2 separate regions of the Homo sapiens genome follow, and region 1 is linked to region 2. A link is a contact called in ENCODE Hi-C or POLR2A ChIA-PET data. All regions are on one chromosome and are shown on one strand. The core of a region is the stretch at or near the end of the contact, and the rest is flanking DNA. Distances in the headings are between cores, read along the strand shown. Region 1 holds the start of MEG3 (maternally expressed 3). Region 2 holds the start of LINC00523 (long intergenic non-protein coding RNA 523).

The links. A loop is a pair of places that touch in the nucleus more often than their neighbours do. ChIA-PET counts read pairs that join two places held with the same protein, here RNA polymerase II (POLR2A). Pooled maps may share reads with other maps.
Region 1: a loop to region 2 is called in a pooled map, with 6 times the contacts of the local background. The contact joins the promoter of MEG3 here to the promoter of LINC00523 in region 2. A Hi-C loop is called at or near these places in 28 of 168 maps with a recorded cell type or tissue (HepG2, IMR-90, Panc1 and 15 more) and 25 of 50 pooled maps. POLR2A ChIA-PET finds 5 or more read pairs at or near these places in 3 of 52 experiments (AG04450, HepG2 and endothelial cell of umbilical vein).

The regions. Positions count from the first base shown.
Region 1 is chr14:100,824,671-100,828,551 of GRCh38, forward strand. MEG3 (maternally expressed 3) reads left to right here and starts at 1,448. Exons shown (of 10, transcript NR_190993.1): 1 at 1,448-1,547.
Region 2 is chr14:100,654,783-100,658,544 of GRCh38, forward strand. LINC00523 (long intergenic non-protein coding RNA 523) reads left to right here and starts at 2,486. Exons shown (of 2, transcript NR_024096.1): 1 at 2,486-2,928.

The DNA of each region.
Region 1 (3,881 bases), core at 198-2,697, 170 kb after region 2:
CCCACGTCTCTATCTCCCCAACAGTGCGCCTGTTTATGAAAAAACGAGCCCCCCACACGCCGTCCCAAGGCTCGGCGCCTCTAGTGACCTGACGGTCAATGTTCACCTCCCTAGTCATTAGCTGTGGACGTAGAAATAGCCTTTCTCCCTTCTTTTCAGCCCTGGAATCTCCCGTCTGCTTTACAGTCACCTTGTGGGATCGTTGGGCATGGGGGGCTCCCTCTGACGCCGCTTAAACCCCCCAAAGAAGTGCGGGGGAGCGATTCTGACTTGATGCCCTCGGCGGGGCCTCTCTGCTGTCCTCTTTGGGGCCCCTTGCTCATCCTCACCTGCTTTCTGTCACCGAGCACTCCATCCTTGTCCTCCTGGCTGCCACCCACCTGTCACCCTAAGATAGATCCTCGGTCCCTTTCAACAGCATTTTGACCTTTGCGAGAGGACATTTGATTGACGGCCCTGCACGCTCTGCCACTCAGAGCCGGGCAGAGCTGCCGAGGGCTCCCACCTGTTAGGGATTAACTCCCATGTGCCAGCTCCGGAGCCGAGGCCGCGGCAGGGCTCGGCGCAACATGTGTCGCTGCCTGTTTTTCGGGGCGCTGGGGCTCTTTCAAAGGGCATGTGTGTGGGGATCACCCCAACTTTGAGGGGTAGCTCAGGCATCTCCACATGGGACACAGTCCGCCCTCTAAAAGTACTTTCCTTAGAGGGCACGGCTCCTGTCTGGATTCTTATTACAACCCTGGTGTGTGTGGTGGGGGGTACCCCTGGTTAAGGTGGAGGAAGCGGACCCAGTGGAAGAGGAAGGGGCATAGCGGGTTCCGCGAACATGAGTTGTAAGCGGCAGAGCCCGGGACTCCACAGCCAGGGTTTTCTGACTCGGAGACGCGGAGCTCTGTCTCCCATGTCAAAGAGAACCAGTCAGAAACGCACGGGTGGGCTGGGAGGGGGTGACAGCCTCTGGCTTACATCTGGGAACCAGTTATGTCGCCCGGGCATTTTATTTTCCTGAACAATAAGAGAAAGCATGATTTTCTTTCGCTAAGCCCGCATCCTCCGATGGATGTTCCGAAACCGCCAGGTGTGGGATCTGCGCCCCGACAGCCCCACCTTGGCCATCGGCCGCCTGAGGACGGCCAGCCATCGGGGCGATTCCCCCCACACATTGTGCCTGAATTCACCCTGCCTGGCGAGCCGGGCTCACGCAGGGAAAAAGCACCCGCGACCACAGGGTGTTGGTCATGGCGGCCAGGGGCACTGCGGCAGAATTTTTTCCTCCCTTCTTTGCTGCAATCTGGGTGCGGCTAGAGCAATTTGTCATAGAATCTGGGGGGCTCATTTTTCCGGCCAATCACTTTTAGAGAAATGAGCGCATTGCAGCAGAATGCGCTGACGTCAGAGACCACCCCTTCTGCGCCTCCATATAAACCCCACCCAGCCAGCCCCTAGCGCAGACGGCGGAGAGCAGAGAGGGAGCGCGCCTTGGCTCGCTGGCCTTGGCGGCGGCTCCTCAGGAGAGCTGGGGCGCCCACGAGAGGATCCCTCACCCGGTGAGTGGTTGGCCATCCTTGCCGCAAAGGATGTGCAAAAGGAAGACGGCATCCGCTTCTGGGATGGGCTCTGTCCTCCTGGACATGCCGAGAGCCTGCCTGATCCTGGGTCCTGCTGCTGGAGGCGGCCACTTCGCCTGGTCCCCGAGCGTCCGCAACAAAATTTGTCAGAAAGAAAATCTTGAGGCACATTTCCCTGGGGGGAAGTCAGGGCTCCTCTCTGGAGGGTCCAGTCCTTAAGGGTGGGCTGGGTGGTAGGGACTTCAGTTCAGAGGAGCGGGAGGAATCAGATGGAACTCCTCTTGGATTCGGGTATACGGCAGTCACTGGGGGGCGAACCCCGGATTTCCTGTATTAGAAGCCGCCTCTAGAATCGCGTTAATAGTGGGAGATATGGCGGCGATGCCTTCTGCGTGCCCCATGAATTAGGGGGGGAAGCACCCGAATAGAAGGGTCTCCCGGGCATATTTGCCTCGCCAGCTGTTGGCCAGGTTTTTGGTGGATCGTGGGCGGGAGGAGTGGAGGTTCCTCTTCGCGAGGTTTTCCGAATCCAAATACACAGGTTTAGTGCAGTGTGGACCCCAGGCAAAATGTGGAGTAAAATTTCTACCCGATATCATCTGGTTCTGCCCTGATCAGCCACTTTCACAGTGGAGAGAGATGGCGCCCAAGTGCAAACCTGCCAGTAGCCCCCTAGGATCAGTCCTTGCCGAAGGGGGGTCGTGGGATTGGGGGCACTGGGAGAATAGATGCAGGGGGTGGGTTGGGGAGGAGAGAAGGCCGTGTCCTTGGGTCTGGGAAGAGGGAGGAGAGAAATGCAGAAAAGGGGGTGTGTTGCTGGGGTCTGGACGCTGGGAGCTGGGGATGGGGTGCCGCGGGGGTCTTCAGAGCGTTGCGTGGTGGTCGCTCGAAAATCCTGACATGTTGCAGTCTTGGACTTTTGGTCAAATCGCCTTTTGCCATTTCCTTTGTCAGAGTCAAGCCCCCCCAGGCCGCCCCCTCCCACCCTGGGCCGGCGGGCCTGGTGGGGGCGCAGGCGGGTGGCTACGTGGCAGGTTTCTGGAAGGTTTCCTGGCTGGCCGCGAGAGGGCGCTGGCGGCACTGCGGAATTTTGGGGGGCGGGGTGGGGAGGGGAGGTGGCCTTTGTTCTCCTGATGGAGGGGGTCGGGCGCGGGATCTACTGGAGGATCCTGGATTCGTTTACCCAAGAGGGAACAGTTTTGAGACCCCCCGGATTCACTGCGGAGTGGCCGCAGAGGCCGGGGTCGGCCTTTGCGCCGTGGCTTCGGGTGTTGTGGAGGCGCACAGAGGCACGTTAGTTGATTTCCAGTGGTTTTTGGTTTCGGGGGTCTTAGGAAGGTGTGGCTCATTTGAGCAGGATGGAGAGAGAGGCTGTGACAAGGTCAGTGAGGGGCCATCGTGCGGGGGCTAGAAATTGTTGTTGTGGCGAAGGAGGGAGGCACGACTTTGGAGGCGTGATGTTGATGCCTGGGGGCGAAGGCGGGGAGCGGCGTGGTGGCCCCCTTTGCGTTACTTTCCAGCGATGTCACAGGTTCTGTCTCTCGTTCCGAGACCACCCACATGCGTGACAGCGGTGCCTGGAGGACTGGGTCTTTCTGACTTTAGTGAACGTGTGTTTAATTGGATTGACGAAGGTGGGAGTCGGGATTTCTGCTTTTCCCTGTAGCAGGCGGAGCGGCGCTCCAGAGGGGCCTGGCGCAGGTCCGCTGGGTGGCCCACCTTCCTCTGGGGCTGGGGCCCGGTGGCTGGGGGCGCAGGAGGCGCCTGGTGCGGGCGGGAGGCGCTGCGCCGCAGCCACAGGTGGGCTCTGGCTGGTGGTGGCTGGAGAGGCGTCCAGGGGGCGTAGCGACCTGGCGCGGTGGCCTGGGGTGGGCTGTGGAGCCCTTCCTAGCCTGAGACCTGTTGGGCACCCCCTGTCCATCCAGGCCCGCCGGGCGCGGGCCGGGGCGCCGCAGGTGGCTGCTGCACTCCTGGGTTACGGGTGCGGGCCGCGCGCCCCCTAGCGGTGTGTGCCAGCCCCGCTACCTTGGGTTTTGAGTTGCGCACACGCACACAGCTAACACTTGTGACCTGTCAGTCAAATCATCCTTACCCCCTCCCACTCCTCTCCTCCACCTCCCATTTCTCCTCTCCCTCCACCCTTTCTCATTTCCTCGTCCCTCCTCCCCCTCCTATTTTTCTTCTCCCTCCTCCCTCTTTCCTCTTCCCTCCTCCCTCTTCCCCCCTCATTTTCCTCATCTCTCTTTTCCCCTCCCCTTCTCTCCTCCCCTCTCCCTGCCCCCCTCCTTCCTCCCTCCATACCCCTCCCTCTTC
Region 2 (3,762 bases), core at 1,236-3,735:
GGGGGCAGGGGCTGAGGACCCGAGGACCACCCAGGCCACACGGAGAGGCCCCCGCCCGACCCTGCCCCCCGGGGTCTCCTCTGCGGCGAAGAGCGTGGGTGCAGGACCCCGGCGCGCAGCGCAGCGCAGCGGACCCGGCTCACCTGAGCGAAGGTTGCGGCCTCGCTGGCCGCCTCTGCCCCCTTGTGGCCCGAGGCCACCGCAGCACCCACTTGCCCGGGGCACTGACCTGCGTGGCTGGCTCCGCCAGGGCCTGACCTCCCTCCTGGTGCCTTTGCAGAGGGGGAGCAGCCACAGGGCCTGGGGGTGGGGTTGGGCTGGGAGAGGGACCCCAGGATCCTCTGGCCACCTGCCCTCCTCCCAGGCGTTGGCACACGTGGTTCCACGGAGGGGCTCCCTGGGGCATCTCGGGAAGTGCAGATTCCCGGGCCTGCCTCTGCAGGTCTGACTCAGGAGGCCAAGAGGTGACGGCTAAAGTGGAGAGGACCACAGCGAGGCCTGCAGAGGGTAACGTGGGGGACTTGTCTGCTCCCCCATATTACAGATGAGAAAACTGAGGCCCTGCGTGGGGGGCCCCCCCTGTCCGTGGCTTCCCACCAAGGAGGCCCTGCATGTTCTGTCCATCCTCTGACTGCTCAGCGACCAAGGCAGCTGGGTGGTGGTCCGGGTCTGTGGAGGACGGTAACCGGGGGCTGTTGTCCTTGGAGTCCCGGTCTGCCTGTATTTATCCTCCTCATTTAACTGAGGGCTGATTATTGTGCTGGGACTGGAGCTGGGCAGGCAGCAGTGCCTGGTGTCTCTGGCTTAATTACAGCTGGAGGAGACGGGAGCAATGAGGCGTGAGCTGCTGGTGACTCCAACACAGGAAACGCTCCTGCAGACGTCCTTCCCTCCTCATTTTTAAGAAATACATGTACAAAGCCTCCCCGATTGAAAAATAATGACCCCACTGGATGGTGACTTTTTGGGGGGCAGCAGGGTCTGCCCTCAGCCTAGCTTCTGGAGCCCCTCCTCACTCTGGTGCTCTCCCCTTTAGCCTCCATCTCCTGACCTCCTCCCTCAGCAGGCTTCCGACTGTCCCCTGGGCTCCAGATGGCAGGGATGGGTTTGGAGAGGTGGCACTGTGAGGTGTGGGGAGGCCTGGCTCCTGCTGGTGGTCCTGAACAGAGGCTGCCATTAGGGTTACAGGTGAGACAGATGGGCACAGATGGGCAGAGCCGATGGCTCTGGAAGTTCAGGGGGTGGCCCAGGGTGGCCCATCTTGCTGGGGCTGCAGTTTCCCTGGGCAGCTGGATGTTGGCTGGCAGCACTGGGCAAAGAGGAGACAGAAGCACAGAAACGGAATCAGGCAGCCCAGCCCAGCCCTCTGTGTCCTGCTGCAGGATAGCCTCCAGTCAGGTAAAACAGGTGGTGGCTTCAGGACTTGCACAGACAGAGCATGTGCTATGTCACTGGGAAGGAGCTCACCGGGAGACAGATGGGGCCTTGGGAAAGCGGGTTCCTGCTGTGGAGCCTCAGTTTCCTCATCTGTGACACGGGGCTTTGGTGAGGGTTGCTGTGAGAATGAAGAGTGAGTGATTTGTGAACAGCCAGCTCACGGCTGAGAGGTGGAGAAAGAAGATGGGGCTGTTCTCTTCCCCAGCTGGAGTCTTGGAGGACAGCAGCTGCCCAGAGGAAATGGAAAGTTAGGTCCGAAGGCTGCTTTGAAATGGTTGGAGGCTGGTTACCCTGAACCCAGCTCTGGTTTGGCTGCTATCAGCTGGCTCACTGGTGAAAACCTCAGAGCTTTTTTTTTTTTTTTTGGTGGGAATTAGAGCCCATGATGGGTGCATGTATTTGGAAACCATAACACTCCATTGGCACATGCGAGAGTGGTTTGCGATGGAACTCAGTCCTCACAACACTGAGGAAACACAGTTGGGAGACTGAGGCACACAGAGAAGGTGGCTCACCCAGGGCCACACGGCAGGGAGATGTGGCAGCTCTGATGGGGACGTCCAGCCTGGTGGCATCTCAGCATACACAGTTAGGGGGTTCCTCTTAGAGAGAAGGAATACAAAATCCTGCGGCGGTGGATATTCAGACATGTGTGGAGTCCCAGCAAGTGGTCCATTCTATATTAGGCAAATATTAGAGACGGCAACGCAGCCAGGCCCTCCCTGCCAGGAAGTGTGGAAACCCTGAGGAATCAGCACCCGCTGTCACTCGAACCCAGGCCTGGACTCCTGCCCCAGTGCTCTTTCCACCAAAGCACCTTCCTCGAATGCACCCGGTTTCCTGGGAGTGAGCTTCTTTGCCACTGGAATGAACAAAAAATCCAGATGAGGATTTCAGGGTGGCTCTGCCCTGCCTGCCTCACACCGCCCTTTCCAGAACAGGCGGGGGAGCGCGAGGCAGGGCGGTTCTCGCTTGGAGACGGGTGGGTGGACTGGAGGGCAGAGGCAGGCTCTGGGTTCTGCACCCATTTACATATCCCCTGCGCACTGTCCGGAGCACTCCTTCCCTTCCCTGGTTCCTCAAGGCACGGCTCCCCCAGGCAGATGAAAGCTTAATAGAGTTTTGCGACATGAAAGTCAGTCGGAGGAAAGAGCCTTGAACAGTTGTGCGTGAGAGAGAGGCAAGCGCCCGAAATTATTTTACGACAAAGGCAGCTCTCTCTGCCACAGAGGCACAGAGGAGAAAGGAGCCCAGGAAACGGGTCATTTCTTTCGTGGAAAAATGGAAATGCTCTGAAGCATTTTGGGAGACGTGCTGTGAAGCAGGTGACACCAGAAGACAAGGACACTGGGGGCTCCCTGCCGGGAGGCGCAAAAAGCAACTCCCGTTCGAGGGTCAGAGGAGCCTGGATGCTAATGTCTCTCCAAAGTGACTTGGAGCCAACTGCCGGAAAGGCCATGCCCTTAGGAGCACAGGCAGGTCCCAGCTCAGGTGAGCCTGAACCTTCTGCCCCATCAGGAGGTTCCAGTGGGAGGAGCTCAGGTGGGGAGGAGTCGGAAGTCAGGATTTCATGCCTCCCTCATTGGCTCTGGGGTTCCCTTTAAGGTGGACACTCGGTGTGGGCAGTGGGAGGCAAGAGTGAAGCAGAGGAGAGCAAGCGTGGTGGTTTAGCAAAGTAAAGCAAAGTAAACCTGGAGGGAGCAAATGACTTTGTCCTGGGTGTGAAAGGGTAAGGCCCCATTGTAGGTCATTTATTCATTCAACAAACACGGGTTGAACTGTGTCTTGGGCTGGCCTCAGAGAAGCTCAAGAAAAGAAAGATGCTGTCATTGCCCCGAGGAGCCACTGTCTGGCATGCAGGCCAACTGTGACAAGCTGTGGTCCAGGTGAGGTGGGGTCTGGACAAGCCAGGAGGGGTTCACTGTGGATGAGCCAGGGAATGGGGAGAGGCCCCAGAGACGGGCTATGAAGACCAGTCTTGGGGCAAGAACAGTAGGTGGGGAGGGGAGGGAGAACCTTCCAGCAGGAGGATGCACCTGTGGCTAAAGCTTGGAGGTGCAGGGAACGCCCCCAAGCACCTGGGGCCACAGTGCAGGGTGTGGCCAGGACAGGAGTCCTGGAGCTGGACAGCCTGAGGGGCCACATGGTGCTGGGCTCTGTTCCCGGTGGGGAGGGGTGGGACTGTCCCTGTGGACAGCAGGGGGCTACTAGGGGCCCTGGGGAGTGGCAGTGAGGGCAGATACAGGATGTGGCCAGGTGGCGCTGGCTCAGGCAAGTGGGATGGGGAGGGGAGCAGAGGCTGCAGCCAGGAGGGCAAAGGGGAGG